2 separate regions of the Homo sapiens genome follow, and region 1 is linked to region 2. Evidence: read pairs that join two places in POLR2A ChIA-PET (ENCODE). Cell type or tissue: PC-3. All regions are shown on one strand. Links, peaks and the distances in the headings refer to the core of each region. The heading gives the core; the rest is flanking DNA. Region 1 overlaps PRR3 (proline rich 3). Region 2 holds the start of LINC02570 (long intergenic non-protein coding RNA 2570).

Evidence for each region. ChIA-PET counts read pairs that join two places held together with the same protein. Peaks named below come from ENCODE experiments on the same cell type or tissue, not always from the same donor. Only the 100,000 strongest peaks of a DNase experiment are listed, where the experiment ranks them.
Region 1: POLR2A ChIA-PET joins it to region 2 with 19 read pairs; 3 of 35 experiments call an interaction of 5 or more read pairs at or near these places.

The regions. Positions count from the first base shown.
Region 1 is chr6:30,560,507-30,570,566 of GRCh38, reverse strand. PRR3 (proline rich 3) reads right to left here. Exons shown (of 4, transcript NM_025263.4): 3 at 8,443-8,733; 4 at 6,844-8,178. The coding sequence ends at 8,072. Among named protein-coding and RNA genes, the nearest start is that of ABCF1, 5.9 kb to the left of the region's middle. In PC-3, for the core only: no CTCF peak of the experiment used is centred there; no DNase peak of the experiment used is centred there.
Region 2 is chr6:30,845,493-30,853,519 of GRCh38, reverse strand. It overlaps LINC02570 (long intergenic non-protein coding RNA 2570), which reads left to right and starts at 5,361. Exons shown (of 3, transcript NR_134610.1): 1 at 5,361-5,552; 2 at 6,371-6,483. RefSeq lists an enhancer at 5,831-6,333. In PC-3, for the core only: no CTCF peak of the experiment used is centred there; no DNase peak of the experiment used is centred there.

The DNA.
Region 1 (10,060 bases), core at 964-8,963, 280 kb after region 2:
ACTTAATATGGGAGCTTGAGCAAGGTGCTCCTGTAGTTCTGTCAGCTCTCAAACCACTACAATCATGCTTTTGTTGCCACCATTGTCTGAATTCACACTTGCCAAAGTCAACAGATCTGGGGCCATCCTACTCACTCTCCCATCAATGTTTGATAGACTTGGTCGCTCCCTCCCTCCTTTGTTTTCTTCAGGGACACTACTCTCTATAGGTTTCCTTTGCATCTAATGGGCTTCTCCTGAAGTCTAAATGTTGAAGTGCCTCAGGGCTAAATCTTTGACACTCTCCTTAATCTAGACTTATCACCTATCACCTCCTGACTTTAAATACCATCTATAACCAATGAAGATTCCCAAACTTCTCTTGCTGGCCCCCAACTTCTGCCCCGAGCTCCAGGCTCATGAATTCAACTGCTTATGGGACATCTTCTCTGAGATCTTTAATAAATCTCTCTCATACGTACAAAATGGAGCTCTTGTTCTTACTCCTAAAGCCTGTCTCTTCCAGGCTTCCCCATCAAGAAATTGCACCACAGGTCATTCAGTTATTTGGGCCAAAACTGAAAGGTCATCATCCTCTTTCTCCATTCCTCCTCCCCTAATCAATCCATCAGCCAGCTAAGTCTGCCTCATTTTTTCATTCATCTGTTCAACAAATATATTTATTGAGTGTATAGTATGTGCCAGGCACTCTTCTACGCTCTTGGGATACTACTGAATAAAATAAAGATCTCTGATTAGGTTTCCAGCAGGGGAGATGATCCTATAGATAAAAGAAAATATGGATCAAGTTTAAAAGTATCAAGAGGACAGATTTTAGTCTTAAATGAGGCCTCAGTAAAGTGAAATTCAAGCAAATCATTAAAGAAGATTAGTTTTGGCCACATGGATTTCCAGGAGAAGGGCCTTTCTAGCATAAGAAACAGCTGGAGTAAAGCCCTGTGACAGGAGTGTTCGGACATACATGGGGAACAAACAGGAAGGAGGCAAGAGGGGCTGGAGTGGCACGAGTGAGCCAGAGTTGTGGGAAAGGTGAAAAGAGAAGTAAAGCAGGGTCTGGATTGGGAAAGGTCTTTTAAATTATCTTAAGGATTTTGGCTTCTTCTGTTGATTTAAATGGAAGTCACTGCAGAGTTCTGAGCAGAGTGATGTGATCCAACCTACATTTTAAAAGGATGACCTGGGCTGGGGCGCGGTGGCTCATGCCTGTAATGCCAGCACTTTGGAAGTCCTAGATGGGTGGATCACGAGGTCAGGAGATTGAGACCATCCTGGCTAACATGGTGAAACCCCATCTCTACTAAAAATACAAAAAAGTTAGCTGGGCGAGGTGGCGGGCGCCTGTAGTCCCAGCTACTGGGGAGGCTGAGGTAGGAGAATGGCATGAACCCAGGAGGCAGAGCTTGCAGTGAGCCGAGATCCCGCCACTGCACTCCAGGTTGGGCGACAGAGCGAGACTCCGTCTCAAAAAAAAAAAAATAAAATAAAATAAATAAAAGGATGACCTGGCCAGGTGCAGTGGCTCACACCTGTAATGCCAGTACTTTGGGAGGCTGAGGCAGGAGAATTGCCTGAGCCCAGGGGTTTGTGACCAACCCAGGCAACATAGCGAGACCCCTTGTCTCCGTATATAATACAATTTTTTAATTTTTATTTTATTTTATTTTTTTGAGACAGAGTCTTGCTCTGTTGCCCAGGCTGGAGTGCAGTAGCGTGATCTCGGCTCCCTGCAACCTCTGCCTCCTGGGTTCAAGCAATTCTCCTGCCTCAGTCTCCTGAGTAGCTGGGATTACAAGCGTGCGTCACCATGCCTGGCTCATTTTTGTATTTTTAGTAGAGACGGGGTTTCACCATGTTGGTCAGGCTGGTCTCGGACTCCTGACCTCGTGATCCGCCTGCCTCGGCCTCCCAAAGTGCTGGGATTAGAGGCGTGAGCCACCATGCCTGGCCTATAACATTTTTTAAATTGTTAAATAAAAAGGATGACTCTGGAGGCTGTGCTGAGAACAACCTGGGCGGGAGGTGGGAGGGGGCAGGCAGCAAAGAATGGGCAGAAATGACAGAAGCAGGGAGATCTATTAGGAGGTGATGGTGACTCAGACTAGGGTGACAGCAGTGGAGGTGTGAAAAGGGCTGGTTTCTGAATGTATTTTGGAAAAGAGCCAACAAGTTTTGTTAATGGATTGGAGGTCATGTTTGACAAATAGAATTAAGGATGACTCCAATATTTCTGGCCTGAGTTAACTAGAAAGATGTAATTGCCATCAACTGAGACGAAAACATAACCCAAATTTAACCACTTCTCTCCACCTCTACCCTGACCAAGCCATCGTCTCTTCTCCCTGGACCACTGCACTGCGCTGGCCTCCTAACTGGTCTGCCTGCTGTCATTCTCATTCTCTAGTCTATCCTTCACACCTACAGTCAGAGGTGGTTTTAAAATGTAAATCCATGGGCCAATCGCGGTGGCTCACGCCTGTAATCCCAGCACTTTGGGAGGCTGAGGCGGGCGGATCAAAAGGTCAGGAGTTCAAGACCAGGCTGGCCAACATGGCGAAACCCTGTGTCTACTAAAAATACAAAAATTAGCCAGGCGTGGTGGTGGGCGCCTGTAGTCCCAGCTACTTGGGAGGCTGAGGCAGGAGAATCACTTGAACCCGGGAGGTGGAGGTTGCAGTGAGCTGAGATCATGCCACTGCACTCCAACCTGGGTGATGGAGCAAGACTCCGTCTCAAAAAGAAAAAAAAAAAAAGTAAATCCATTTGTTCAAAGTATAAAAATATTTAAAAAAGTATAAAATCCAGAATAAAATCCAAATGCTTTACCATAGTTTATAGGGCTCTGTACAATATGCCCTCTGTTAAACATCTTGATCCCATCTCCCACAGTCTAGCCACACTGGGCTTTTTTTTTTTTTTTTGAACCAGGATCTTGGTCTGTCATTCAAGCTGGAGTGTAGTGGTATAATCATAGCTCACTGCAACCTCAAAGGATCCTCCCACCTCAGCCTCCAACTAGCTAGGACTACAGGCACACGCCACCAGGCCTGGGTACTTTTTAAACATTTTTGCAGACACAGGGTCTCACCATGTTGCCCAGGCTGGTCTCAAACTTCTGAGCTCAAGCAGTGCTCCTGCCTCAGCCTCTGAGAGTGCTGGGACTGCAGGCATGAACCACCACGCCTGGCCTGGCCTTCTATTTTTACTTCAAACACCCCAGAGTCATTCCTGCATCAAGGCCTTTGCCTTTGCTGTTCCCTGTGCCTGGAACGCACTTTCTCTGTGTGTTCATATGGTTTGTTCCCTCGTTTAATTTTCTCTCTATGTGTTACCTCCTCAAAGCAGCTCTCTCTTTGTATCAACCTGTTCTCTTCCACCTGTCACTCTCTAACCTCTTTTTTCACTTTATTTTCATTTGAAGCATTTACTATTACTTAAAATTATATTACCTATGTATATTGTCTATCATCCTCAAAGCAATGTAAGCTCCATATGGGCAGGGATTTTGTCCTTTTTATTGATGTAGCTCCAGCTCCTAAAACAGTGCTTGCCCTACAGTAGGCACTAAAGTGTTCACTGAAAGTATGCAAAGCTTGGCCAGGTGCGGTGGCTCATGCCTATAATCCCAGCACTTTGGGAGGCCGAGGCAGGTAGATCACCTGAGGTCAGGAGTTCGAGACCGGCCTGGCCAACATGGTGAAACCCCATCTCTACTAAAATACAAAAAATTAGCCGGGTGTGGTGGTGGGCACCTGTAATTCCAGCTACTCGGGAGGCTGAGGCAGGAGAATCGCTTGAACCACCCCCTCTCCCCCCCCAAAAAAGTATGTGAAGCTTAAATAAGACAAAGACAATGTCTATAAAGAGCTTAGCAGGGTACCTGGCACTGAGCAAGCAGCCAGGTGACGCCACACTCTGAGATCTCTCCCTGCCTCTCCGTCATCCCTCCTTAGTCTCCTTGTCTGGCTTATCCTTGTCCTTCTTCACTTAGCAATTCAATGTCAGAGTTCCTCAAGGCTAAGTTCTGGGCCCTTCATCTACAGATTCCTCAGAGAGGTCTATCCTAGCCACCATGTCTTTTTTTTTTTTGGATATGGAGTCTCGCTCTGTTGCCCAGGGTGGAGTACAATGGTGCAATCTCGGCTAACTGCAACCTCTGCTTCCTGGGTTCAAGCCATTCTCCTGCCTCAGCCTCCCAAGTAGCTGGGATTATTTATAAATGCCCACCACCACGCCTCGCTAGTTGTTGTTATTTTAGTAGAGACAGGGTTTCACCATGTTGGCCAGGCTGGTCTCGAATTCCTGACCTCAGGCGATCCACCCGCCTCAGCCTCCCAGAGTACTGGGATTACAGGCGTGACCTACCGCGCCCGGCCACCATGTCTTGAGTAGCTCCCCAACTACTGTTTCTATTCAGTACCCCATTTATTTCCTTCATATGATTCATCTCAACCTGTAATTATATGTTTGCATACTTTTAAGAAAAACAGTCCCTGAGAATTGGGAACTGGCCTGACAATAACTGGCAGGCTTTGGTGTTGCTGGGAGCTGGCCTGTTGCCCATAGTTAGGCCATGGTACTCTTGTTGAACATAAACTATCTCACAGAAAATCAGTGTCAAACAAGGTCATCCTGTGTTTGTGATGAAATTAGACAAACTTCAAAATCTTGTCTAAGCACAAAAACACCACACAGTTCCCTGTCAGCTAAAATGTGTTGGCTTTTTTACCTTACAGCTTTAGCCATATTTCATTTCTCCCTCCTTCTAGATAAGATTAAGAAGTAGTCATCTTTCTGACAGCATCTAAGCCAGAACAATTTCCTGTTTCTTTTGAAATCACCAAACACAAACCCTAATCCTGTCATTCCTAGCCCCCTTTTAGGGAGATAACCTCTGTAGAATTAATAAACTCAACTTAAATGCTTGCCCATAAGTTGAGGAGTTATAAGTTAACTTTTAAGAAGTTTCTTCCGGCTGGGCGTGGTGGCTCACACCTGTAATCCCAGCACTTTGGGAGGCCGAGGCAAGCAGATCACCAGGTCAGGAGATCGAGACCATCCTGGCTAACACGGTGAAACCCCATCTCTACTAAAAACACAAAAAATTAGCTGGGCATGGTGGTGGGCGCCTGTAGTCCCAGCTACTCGGGAGGCTGAGGCAGGAGAATGGCGTGAACCTGGGAGGCGGAGCTTGCAGTGAGCCAAGATCATGCCACTGCACTCCAGCCTGGGCGACAGAGCTGAGACTCCGTCTCAAAAAAAAAAAAAAAAAAAAAAAGAAGTTTCTTCCCAGACAACTGGTGTTCTCAGCCCTTCCTCCATCCTGAGGCTTTGAACATGGATGAGGAAGCCAGAGCTTCACTTTGGACAGTGAATAGAAGCTTGTGGTTGTGAATCTGAAAGTTGGGGGTTGAGGTTCTGAATACTCAGGGACCTTGTAGTGGTGGCATTGTCACACATCTTGGATTGTTGATTGTCCACCTCTTGACCTGTGAGAGAAATAAACTTCTATCTTTTTAAAAATTATTTATTTTTATTTTTATTTTTTATTTATTTATTTTTGAGATGGAGTCTTGCGCTGTCGCCCATGCTGGAGTGCAGTGGTGCGATCTCGGCTCACTGCAAGCTCCGCCTCCTGGGTTCACGCCATTCTCCTGCGTCAGCCTCCCGAGTAGCTGGGACTACAGACGCCGGCCACCACGCCTGGCTAATTTTTTTTCTATTTTTAGTAGAGATGGGGTTTCACCATGTTAGCCAGGATGGTCTTGATCTCCTGACCTCGTGATCCACCCACCTTGGCCTCCCAAAGTGCTGGGATTACAGGCGTGAGCCACCGCGCCCAGCCATAAACTTCTATCTTAAGACTTCTTTTTAAATGGCAGTTACATAAGCCAGAACTACCTGGAGAAATCTGATACTTTTATTTTGACCTGTAATTTTCAAATGTCTACTTTTCTCCAACTCTACTACCCAAGTCTATGTCACCATCATGGCTCACTTGTACTACTGAAGTAGCCAGTAGCCTTCTAATTAACTTCCAGGTCCAAGGTGGGCCCTCTCCATACAAGCTGATTTTTTTTGAAAAGCCAGCCTAAGCCATGATACTCCTGTCTAAAATTCTTCAAAGGCTTCTGTTCTAAGAAAAGAGCCAAATCTTCATGTTTTCCAAGGCCCTGAGTGGTCTAACTCCTCTTTCTTCTGCATCATCTCCCACTGTCCCTAGGTTTCTTAGCTCCTCTTCCCCTAGGTCTTTTAGCGAAGACCTTTGCCTTGACTTCCCTCTCCCACCCCACCTCCTGTTTATCCTTTGGAGCTTGTCTCAGTTGCATCTCCTACCCTGACTCCCTTTATTACACAACTCTCTTTCACCCTCTTTTCTTCCCTGTCTTCTTCCCAGCACTTTTGACAGGTTTAACTTTACATGCTATTTGTGATTATGAGAAACCTGTCTTCCCTGTACATTTTAAATCCATTGGCTTTGGCTGTCAGTTATCTCTAGTGCTTGGTATATTGCCTGGCCCACAGGCATTCTGCAAATTGCTGCTGAAAGACTCCTTCATCATTACCACTCCATAAACACAAACTCTGCAAAGTAAAATATTTAAAAATAACTCCACGGACACCTGGCCTTTCCTTTTTCTTACAAAACTTTGCCCTTGAACATAAGGCAGCTTGTTCTGGTTGATGCCTACAGGCTAATGGAACCTCCATTGGTTTTTTTCAGCCTGGAAGAACCTTAAGCTTTGTCATTCCCCATCACTAGTGTGTATGAACTAAAGAATAAGCTGACTCCACCAGGTGAGAACAGCTTCATCTGCAACTCCAGAGATGACTAGAACACAGGGATTAAATAAAATGCTGGTTTCCACTGCATTTATTACTAATATAAAAAAAGTTAAAAAGAAAAAAAAAAAAAAAACCTCATTCTCAGTTCTCCAACAGCTCTCACCCCTCCCTCTTGCCAATACAACTCCTGACCCATTTCCTCAGGGCCAGTTCAAAACTGAACCTGTTCACTGCTGTTTTCACAGAAAACAACCAGTGCCAGGGATGTAGGGGAAGAGGATTGGAAGAGGGCAACAGTACTGTCCAGCTTCTACCCAAAGATAGGCAAGGTGGAGATTCACAGAATTCAAATGAATGGACTGGTGGCCTCACAATGACATAGTCTAATTAAAATGGGCTGGAAGGGATCTAGGTAGGATAAAGCCATTGGAGGCTTTATAAGACATGTCATGGGTCTGTGTCAGACTCAGAATAACCAACAGGAGAAGAATGGGGAGGGCCAGGGAGGCAGTCTGATGGAAAGTTCACAATTCTCCCATGTTGGGAAGTGGGAAAGTCCAGAGGGCACCAAGCGCCTCACTCATTTTGGCAGGAAAACTTATTCTAGTGCTGGGAAGTCACAAAAATGCCACGGACACTGAGAAAGGCTACAAGGGGATGCACAGTTTCACAAAGCACGGTGATCATAGATAGACCATAGCGGTGGGGATCATGCTACTGACAGAGAAACTATGAAATCCAAAGGCAGGGAGAGTGGCCTTTTAGGAAGTAACTCTGCACCAGTCACCCAAACTTGACCCCAGGTTAGACAACCTGGCTGAGTTTCACAAGCAGCTGACAACATTGGGGGTAGGGAATGTCACATAAAAAGGACTTAAAACAAGCAGCTAAAAGAAGGGAATGGTAGGAAACCGCTCCAGGGCTCTCAGGAATTGAGGGCAATACTGGGGAACAGGTGGACAGATGCACAAGAAACAGCACCAAAGAGGTTTCCTGTTCAGCAGTCATTTGATGACGGGAAAGAAGATCCAGGAGGCAACTGAAAGGAAGCAAAGATGGGTCCCAAAGGCGAGTCTCTACAGGCTGGATCAGAAGAAAGCGCGTATGCCGCGCACCAGTGATGCAACACCACTCTGGACCCCACACGGGGGAAGTGGTGGATGGGATGGGTGTGTCACTGACTGAGGGTGTTAGAAGAGCCTCACAGTAGCCATCATAGGGCTACAGAGAAATAAATGGCCGCTAGGTCACAGAGAGCTCCTTCCAGCCTGGATGGGAAGGCACAGTCTCACAGAGGAGGTCCATTGACGCCTGGATGGTAGAAGGCACAGAGGTCCTCATATCGACAGTGGCCCTTTTTGGCAAAATGTCGGCAGACAGGGCGGTCGGATTTGTCTGTGAACAAGTGAAAATGGAACAGTTAAAAATTTGAGCAACAAAGAAAACAAATACAATGAAACGCAGAGACAGAAGGAGAACTGATTTTCTACCCCCTACCATTTCCAGGTATTTTGGAATGGTAGTCTTTCTCCTGGGAGAAATAACATTGAGGTCTACTTCTGCTTCAAAAGCAAAAAGGAAAGCCCAGAGAAGATTGTGAATGATCTTCTGAAAATTAGGTCACTCTGGGAGTAATGGGCATAACAAAATGGACCTCACCTTCCATAACCTGGGGGTCATCCTTGGGCGGGCAGGTATTCTTGATAAGAGACCAGCTTTTGAGCCTTCGAGGGTTTCTCTGTTCCTTGTGAAAGCTTCCCCTGGTGGGACCCCCATGGCCTGGCCCCGGAAAAGGAGGTTCTGCATTGACTCCCCACCAACCACGACCATATGGGCTAGACCTGGGGCCAAGCCCTCTCCGAATTGGGCCTCTACCCCAAGGAGGAGGTGGGAGACTCAGCAGTGGTGGAATCAGTGGTCCCCTTGATCCTGGAGGACCTCTGTGAAGAGCTGGAGAGAGAGAGAGAGAGAGACACAGAAAGGTGTCTAATGGGCAGCTGAATCCTGATAAACCGTGATTAAAAAAATTTTTTTTATTGAAGAACAGCATACATAAAGACACACCAGTTTTAAGTGCACAACCCAGTTCTCACAAAGTAGACACACTTGAGTTTCCACCACCAGGTGAAGAGATAAAGCCTTATTAGCACCTCAAAAGATCCTCCCCTTGTGCCCCTTTTCCCATTACCCACCCTCCTCCCCAAAGGTAACCACTATCCTGACACCATAGGTTAGTTTTTGCCTGTTTTTGAACTTCACAAAAATGGAATCATACAGTCTGCATTCTTTTATGTCTGGCTCCTTTCGCTCAACATCATGTTTGTGAGATTCATCCAGGTTGCCTGTAGCAGCAGTTCATTCATTTTCGTTGCAGTGTAGTCCCATTGCATGCATACACAACAATTTATTTATCCATTCTACTGATGATGGACATGTGGGTGGTATCCAGTTTGGGGCTATAACGAGAAATGCCACTATAAACATTTTTATACATGTTGTTACACATACGTATGCATTTCTGTTGAATATATACGTAGTAGAGGTATTACTGGCTTATAAAGTATATGTTATGCTCAAGTTTCATACATAATGCCAAACTTTTTTTTCACAGTGGTTATACCAATTTGCACTCTCACCAGCAGTTGTCCTATAGCCTTGACAACACTTGGAATTGTTAGGTTTTTAAATTTTGCCATGGTGAGTGTGAAAAGTGGTGGTTATTTTTTTGTTTGGTTATTATTATTTATTTAATGAGAGATTGGGTCTTGCCACACTGCCCAGGCTGGTCTTGAACTCTTGGGCTCAAGTGATCCTCCCACCTTGGTCTCCTAAAGTGCTGGGATTACAGGCATGAATCATCATGCCTTGTTTTGTTCGGTTTTTATTGTGGTAAAAAACACATAAAAATTACCATCTTAACTATTTTTAAGTGTACAGTTCAGTAGTGTTACATATATTCATATTGATGTGAAACAGATCTCCAAGTTTTTGTTTGTTTTTTGAGATGGAGTCTCGCTCTGTCGCCCAGGCTGGAGTGCAGTGGCGCGATCTTGGCTCACTGCAACCTCTGCCTCCTGGGTTCAAGTGATTCTCCTGCCTCAGCCTCCCAAGTAGCTGGGATTACAGGCGCCCACCACCACGCCTGGCTAATTTTTGTATTTTTAGTAGAGATGGAGTTTTACCATATTGGCCAGGCTGGTCTTGAATTCCTGATCTCATGATCCGCCCGACTTGGCCTCCCAAAGTGCTGGGATTACAGGCACGAGCCACCATGCCC
Region 2 (8,027 bases), core at 1-8,000:
TAAAAAAAAAAATTATTGAGACATAATTGCACAGATTTAAAGTGTGCACTTTGATCAGTTTTGTCGTATTTGTATACTATGAAACTGTCACCACAATCAAGATAGTGAACACATCCATACCTCTCAAAAGTTTTCTCATGCCCGTTATACTTCCTTCCCTCCTGCCATGCCCATTCTCAAACACTCACTGATCTGCTTTCTGTCACTGTAGATTATTTGCTTCTCCTAGAGTTTTATATAAATGAAATCATATAGTATGTATTCTTCTTTTTTTTTTTTTTTTTCTGGTTTCTTTCACTCTGGCCATTCACTTCCAAGAGATAATGTATTAGTCCATTTTCATACTGCTATGAAGAAATACCCAAGACTGGGTAATTTATAATTCTGAGCTGGGCGCGTGGCTCATGCCTGTAATCCCAGCACTTTGGGAGGCTGAGGCAGGCGGATCACCTGAGGTCAGAATTTCAAGACCAGCCTGGCCAACATGGTGAAACCTCGTCTCCACTAAAAATACAAAAATTAGCCAGCTGTGATGACACATACCTGTAATCCCAGCTACTCAGGAGGCTAAGGCAGGAGAATCACTTGAACCCAGGAGATGGAGGTTGCAGTGAGCCGAGATCATGCCACTGCACTCCAGCCTGGGTGACAGAGTGAGACTCGAAAGAAAAGAAAAGAAAAGAAAAGAAAAGAAAAGAAAGAAGGAAAGGAAGGAAGGAAGGGAAGGAAGGAAGAGAGATTTAATGGATTCACAGTTCCACATGGCTGTGGAGGCCTCATAATCATGGTGGAAAGTGAAGGAGGAGCAAAAGCATGTTGTACATGGCAGCAGGCAAGAGCATGCTCAGGGGAACAGCCCTTTATAAAACCATCAGATCTCATAAGACTTATTCACTATCATGACAATAGCATGGGAAAAACCCGCCACCCATGATTCAGTTACCTGCCACCAAGTCCCTCCCATGACACATGGGGATTATGGGAACTACAATTCAAGATGATATTTGGGTGGAGACACAGCCAAACCATATCATTCCTCCCCTGGCCCCTCCCAAATTTCATGTCTTCACAATTCAACACACAATCATGCCTTTCAACAGTCCACCAAAGTCTTAACTCATTTCAGCATTAACTCAAAAGTCCAACTCCAAAGTATCATCTGAGACAAGGCAAGTCCCTCTTCCTATGAGCCTGTAAATCAAAAGCAAGTTAGTTACTTCCTAGATACAATGGGGGTACAGGCATTGGGTAAATACACCCATTCCAATGGGATACATTGGCCAAAATAAAGGTGCCACAAGCCCCATACAAGTCTGAAATACAGTAGGGCAGTCATTAAACCTTAACGTTCCAAAATGCTCCCCCTTTGACTCCATGTCTCACATCCAGGTCATGCTGATGTGAGAGATGGGCTCCCACAGCATTGGGTAGTTCTGCCTCTGTGGCTTTGCAGGGTACAGCCCCCCTTCCAGCTGCTTTCATGGGCTAGTGTTGAGTGTCTCCAGCTTTTCCAGGTGCATGGTGTAAGCTGTTGGTGGATCTACCATTCTGGGGTTTGGAGGATGGTGGCCCTCTTCTCACAGCTCCACCAGGCAATGCCCCGGTGGGGAACTCTGTGTAGGGGCTCTGACCCCACATTTCCCTTCTGCACTGCCCTAGCAGAGGTTCTCCATAAGGGCTCCACCCCTGCAGCAAACTTCTGCCTAGACATCTAGGCATTTACATACATGCTCTGAAACCTAGGCAGAGGTTCTCAAACCTCAATTCTTGACTTCTGTGCACCCACAGGCCCAGCACATTTGTAAGCTATCAAGGCTTGGGGCTTGGAACCTCTGAAGCAATGGCCTGAGCTGTAGGTTGGCCCTTTTTAGCCACAGCTGGAGCTAAAGTAGCTGGGATGTAGGGCACCATGTCCCCAGGCTGCATAGAGCAGGGGTCCCTTAGCCCAGCCCACAAACCCTTTTTCCCTCCTAGGCCTCCAGGCCTGTGATGGGAGGGGCTGCTATGAAGTTCTCTAATATTCCCTGGAGACATTTTCCCCATTGTCTTAGTGATTAACATTCCACTCCTCTTTACTTATGCAAATTTCTGCAGCAAACTTGAATTTCTCCCTAGAAAATGGGTTTTTCTTTTCTATCGCATCATCAGACTGCAAATTTTCCAAACTTTTATGCTCTACTTCCACTTGAACAGCTTTACCACTTAGAAATTTCTTCTGCCAGATACCCTAAGTCATTTCTTTCAGTTCAAAGTTCCACAGATCTCTAGGGCAGGGGCAAAATACCGCCAGTCTCTTTGCATAGGAAGAGTGACCTTTACTCCAGGTCCCAACAAGTTCCTTATCTCCATCTGAGACCACCTTAGCCTGGACAAATATTGTCCATATCACTGTCAGCATTTTGGTCAAAGCCATTCAACAAGTCTCTAGGAAGTTCCAAAGTTTCCCACATTTTCCTGTCTTCTGAGCCCTCCAAGTCTTGAGGAAGTTCCAAACTTTCCCACATTTTTGTGTCTTCTTCTGAGCCCTCTAAACTTCTAACCTCTGCCTGTTACCCATTTCCACATTTTCAGGTATCTTTATAGCAGTACCCCACTTTACTGGTACCAATTTACTGTATTAATCCATTTTCTTTTTTTATTTTTATTTTTGAGACAGTCTTGCTCTGTCACCCAGGCTGGAGTACGGTGGCACAATCTCGGTTCACTGCACCCTCCACCTCCCAGGTTCAAGCAATTCTCCTTCCTCAGCCTTCTAAGTAGCTGGGATTATAGGCGCCAACCGCCATGCATGGCTAATTTTTTTTGTTTGTTTGTTTAGTAGAGATGGGGTTTCACCATATTGACCACCAGGCTGATCTTGAACTCCTGGCCTCAAATGATTCACCTGCCTCGGCCTCTCAAAGTGCTAGGATTACAGGCATGAGCCACTGCACCCAGCCGTATTAGTCCGTTTTCATACTGCTATGAATAAATACCTGACACTGGGTAATTTATAAAGAAAAAGAGGTTTAATGCATTCACAGTTCCACATGGCTGAGGAGGCCCTCAAAATCATGGTGGAAGATGAAGGAGGAGCAAAGGCATGTCTTACATGGCAGCAGGCAAGAGCGTGTGCAGAACTACCTTTATAAAACCATGAGATCTCATGAGACTTATTCACTATCACAAGAAGAATAGCATGGGAAAAACCTGCCCCTCATGATTCAGTTACCTCCCACCAGGTCCCTCTCATGACACGTGGGGATTAAGGGAACTACAATTCAAGATGAGATTTGGGTGGAGACCCAGCTAAACCATATCAGACACCATTCTAATGGAAAACAGCTCAGCTGAAAGAATCCTGCCAAGAACTCATGCTACCTGTCTGTGCAGCAATTCAGAGTCATGAATTCTTGTTAAGCTATGTGATTTTTCTACGAGGATGCCAAGTTTACTTTCTGATTAATGGACCTCTCTTAATCAGAAACAAGCACAATTTACACTCATAATTTTTTGCCAAAATATATAACCTTAAACATCACCTCTCTCCCCTGCTTGTCAGTTCTCATCAATTAATCTGGTCTGAAGAAGAAAAAAAAACTCAGTTAAGGGAAACCAAGTGCACAGAGGATTTCTTGAAGAATATATTTTGCAGATTATGCAATTACAGACATTTGCAGCACTGTGAATTTGGACTGTTTGTTTTAACCCTTCACAGAATCTCTTACAGTGAATTGTGCTTTGGCAGTCGGCTCTCAGCTTGCAGGGACTCAATAAGAATGGGATGTAATGCAAAATAATTTATGGATGATATGGCACAATGTGTAGAATTTGCTTTAAAAGATCTCCAGCTGAAAAAGTGGTAGGAGTAGATTAAGTGAGTATGGTCAACTTTTGACAGTTTTTAAAACTTTGTGATGGATACAGCAAGACTCATTATATACTCACGGCTTCTGTGTATGTTTGAAATTGTCATCATAAGCAGAGTTTTTTAAAAGAGGCATAAGAAGTTCACCATTGTCTTTACTATAGGGATATTGTTAAAGATTTATTTTATTCATTACTTTGCAAACCAGTATACTTTTGACAAGAAATTAAGAATGATCTTAAAACTTAAATAATACTTATCTTAGTCCTGCCTAGTACAAAGTAAGCATGTAATAAGCAACAGTTATTGTTTATTGTGTAATGATCTCATCAGAATTCATTTGTGGGTATTAGTAGCCTGACCTCCTTGGAACTTGGAGGTTTCCTTTGATATTGGACAAAGTACAAAGAAAACAGTATCTTCTGTAAGGTTAGTTGTAAGAGGTTTTCTGGTAGCATACTGAATATAGGAAGAATTTCTGAAAGAACCTTTAAGAACTCTAGTGTCTCAATCCAGAAGGTAAAAATTTAATATGAAGTATTAAAAAAAAATGCACCATGACTAACCAGGAGTACAAAGATAGCTCTATGTTTTAAAATATATTCAAATGTATCATATTCAAATATATTCAAATTTTAAAGATAGTTTTATATTTTAAAATATATTCAAATTTATCATCTCTGTAGGCCAAAGAAAATAAGCCATATTATCACCTTGATTATGATAAATGGTTCAACTGGCTAACATTTGAAAAACAATAATAATTAGAATTATCTCTCTATACTCAAAATCAATTCCATATGAATATAAATGTGGAAATTTTTTAAAGTGCCAAATGAAAACAAGGGATGAGATTAGGGAGGAAGAAAACTACTCTGTGCTTCCTGGCTTCATCTTTGATCCTGTTCCATCCTCAGAGATTGCAGAGTAAGTAAACTGTGACAGCTCTCTCACTTTTGCATCTTGACATATTCCCCAACCTCTCTCATCTACTTGAATGCCGATTCCTTTATTGCATTCTAGGCTTTATTACATCAATTTTTCAATTCCTGCAATAACTAGATTCCATAATAAGAAAAGACTGTACTTGGCTGATTTCTTTCATAATGTACCTATTAATATTTAAGTGTGAATTCCTTAAAGCTCTTGTGATAGGCTTCTCAAGGCATGGCAACATTCCTCACCTCTCTTCTGCTGTATCATATTATATTACTGTGTCTCTGTGATAACAATAAAGAATTTGACTGCCCTTTGTCCCTGGTTCCTAGGAGGGAAACTAAATCCTTGGAATCTCCTGAGTAATATGAGTATCTTTGTTATTCATGAGCCCCTTGGATCACACCTGGGCTTATGCTAAGAGAGAACTCACGATGGGAGGTTGGTCATCAGAAAGATCACATAATAAAAGGATTGGGCCTTAGAGCCAGCCCAACCTCGACGGAGGGTGGGAGGACTAGAGATTGCGTTCAATTCGGTGGCAAATGAGTCAACCAATTGTGCCTATGTAATGAAAACTCTGGACGCCAAAATTTGGTGGAGCTTCCTGGTTGGTGAACACATCCATGTGCCAGGAGGGTGACACAACCTGATTCACAGAGAGAAGACACAGAAGCTCTGCATGGAAGACCCGCCCAGACCCCGCCCTACGTGTGTCTTCATTAGTCTGGTCCTCCTGATTTGTATCCTTTGTAACAAGCCTGTAATCGTAAGTATAACATTCTCCTGAGTTTGGTGAGTTGTTCTAGCAAATTATCAAACCCGAGGGGGTTGTGGGTACCCCCCAGATTAGTAGCCAGTTGGTCAGAGGAGCGAGTAGCCTGGGGACCTCCACACTTGTGGCTGGCGGCGGAAGTGAGGGCAATCTCATTGGGGCTGAAACCTGTAGTTAGTGTTGTGCTGCACTATTCCAGTCCCTTATCCACCTACATTCCTCATTTCCTTGTCGGGGCCTTGCTGTGATGTCTCCATTTGGGTGATTTCATAAAGGTTAGAGATGAGGGAGGGCAGATTTACCTGGAGAACAAATTCCTAGGCCTTTTGATACTTTTTTTTTTTTTGAGACAAGGTCTCGCTCTGTTACCCAGGCTGAAGTGCAGTGGTGCAATCCAGGCTCACTGCAACCTTGCCTCCCAACCCCCACCCCCACACTCTGGGCTCAAGCGATCCTTCCACATTAGCCTCCAGGGTAATTGGGACCACACGTGCGCACCAGCACGCCCAGTTTTGTTTTTGGTTTTTTTTTTTTTTTTTTTTGTATTTTCAGTAGTGAAAGGGTTGCCCAGGCTGGTCTCAAACTCCTGAGCTCAAGCAATCTGCCCCCCTCAGCCTCCCCAAAGTGCTAGTATTACAGGCATGAGCCATCGCGCCCAGCCAATATACATTCTTAACAATTTTTTACTTACCAATTCTCTGTTCTGGCTTTGTATCTCTGATTTTACTAGATTATCCCTGTTTTGGCAAACACTAACAATATTTATATAAGTTTAGCCTATATGCCTTAAAGACGTTTTCTCCTACTTCCAGAACTTTCTCAGTTGTGTGTGTGAGTACGCCTGGCTTTTCATCAAAGAGCTTTGCCGTCTTGATGCTTCCTTTTCTGTGAACACAGCAATAAATAGATTCTGCAGAACAAATGAGTGAGTAACTTTTTTTTTTTTTTTTTTTTTGAGACAGAGTCTCGCTCTGTCACCCAGGCTGGAGTGCAGTGGAGCTATCTTGGCTCACTGCAGCCTCTGCCTCCTGAGTTTAAGTAACTATTGTACAATAGTGATCACTGCCACAAAGTCAAGTATACATTGTTTATAATCTCTGAATTGAAGTACAAATTTTACTTTCTCTTTTTTTTTTTCCTTTGGAGATGGAGTCTCCCTCTGTCACCCAGGCTAGAGTGCAGTGGCAGGATCTCAACTCACTGCAACCTCCGCCTCCTGGGTTCAAGTGATTCTCCTGCCTCAGCCTCCCGAGTATCTGGGATTACAGGCACGTGCTACCATGCCCGGCTAATTTTTTGTATTTTTAGTGGAGACGGGGTTTCACCATGTTGGGCAGGCTTGTCTCGAACTCCTGATCTCAGGTGATCCTCCTGCCTTGACCTCCCAAAGTGCTGGGATTACAGGCATGAGCCACCACACCTGGCCTTTTTTTTTTTTTTTTTTAATAGAAATGGGCTTCCCCACCTACCCCCACCTGGCATGGTGGCTCATGCCTGTAATCCCAGCACTTTAGGAGGCTGAGGGGGGTGAATCACCTGAGGTCAGGAGTTCGAGACCAGCCTGGCCAACATGGTAAAACCCCATCTCCACTAAAAATACAAAAACTTAGCCGGGCATGGTGGCACGTGCCTGTAATCCCAGCTACTCAAGAGGCTGAGGCAGGAGAATCACTTGAACCCAGGAGGCAGAGGTTGCAGTGAGCTGAGACCGCGCAATTGCACTCCAGCCTGGGCAACAAGAGCAAAACTCCATCTCAAAAAAAAAAGAAAAGAAAAGAAAAGACAAAAAAAGAAATGGGTTCTCACTATGTTGCCTAGGCTGCTCTGGAAATCCCAGGTTCAAACAATCCTCCCTCCTTGGCCTTCCAAAGTGCTATGATTACATGTGTGACCCACCATGCCCAGCTCTAAATATCTTTAATTGTAAGTGTGTAGCATTCCATACAATCCAAGCACAGTTTTATATAATGGGTTGAGCTAGATCAACAAGGTTATAGATGGCTGGTTCATGATCACCAGGTTGGTGGGTAAAATCAGCCATTAATCTCCTATGAAAGGCCAGGTACAGTGGTTCATGCTTGTAATTCCAGCACTTTGGGAGGCCAAGGCAGGTGGATTGCTTGAGCTCAGGAGCTCAAGACCAGCCTGGCCAACATGGTGAGACCCCTCTCTACTAAAATACAAAAAACTAGCCGGGCTTGGTGGTGGGTGCCTGTAGTCCCAGCTATGTGGGTGGCTATGGCAAGAGAATTGCTTGAACCCGAGAGGCGGAGGTTGCAGTGAGCCGAGATGTTGCCACACTGCACTCCAACCTAGGCTACAGTGAGGTAGGAGTTATTAAGAAATTATTTTAGGCAGATAGAGAGGAAAAAGGTCCATGGAAAATTTTTCACAGCTCTTGTCTAGCATGAAAGCCCTGGCTCTTAGACTTGGGCCAGCAACCTTTGATATGCAAACGCTAGCTGTTAG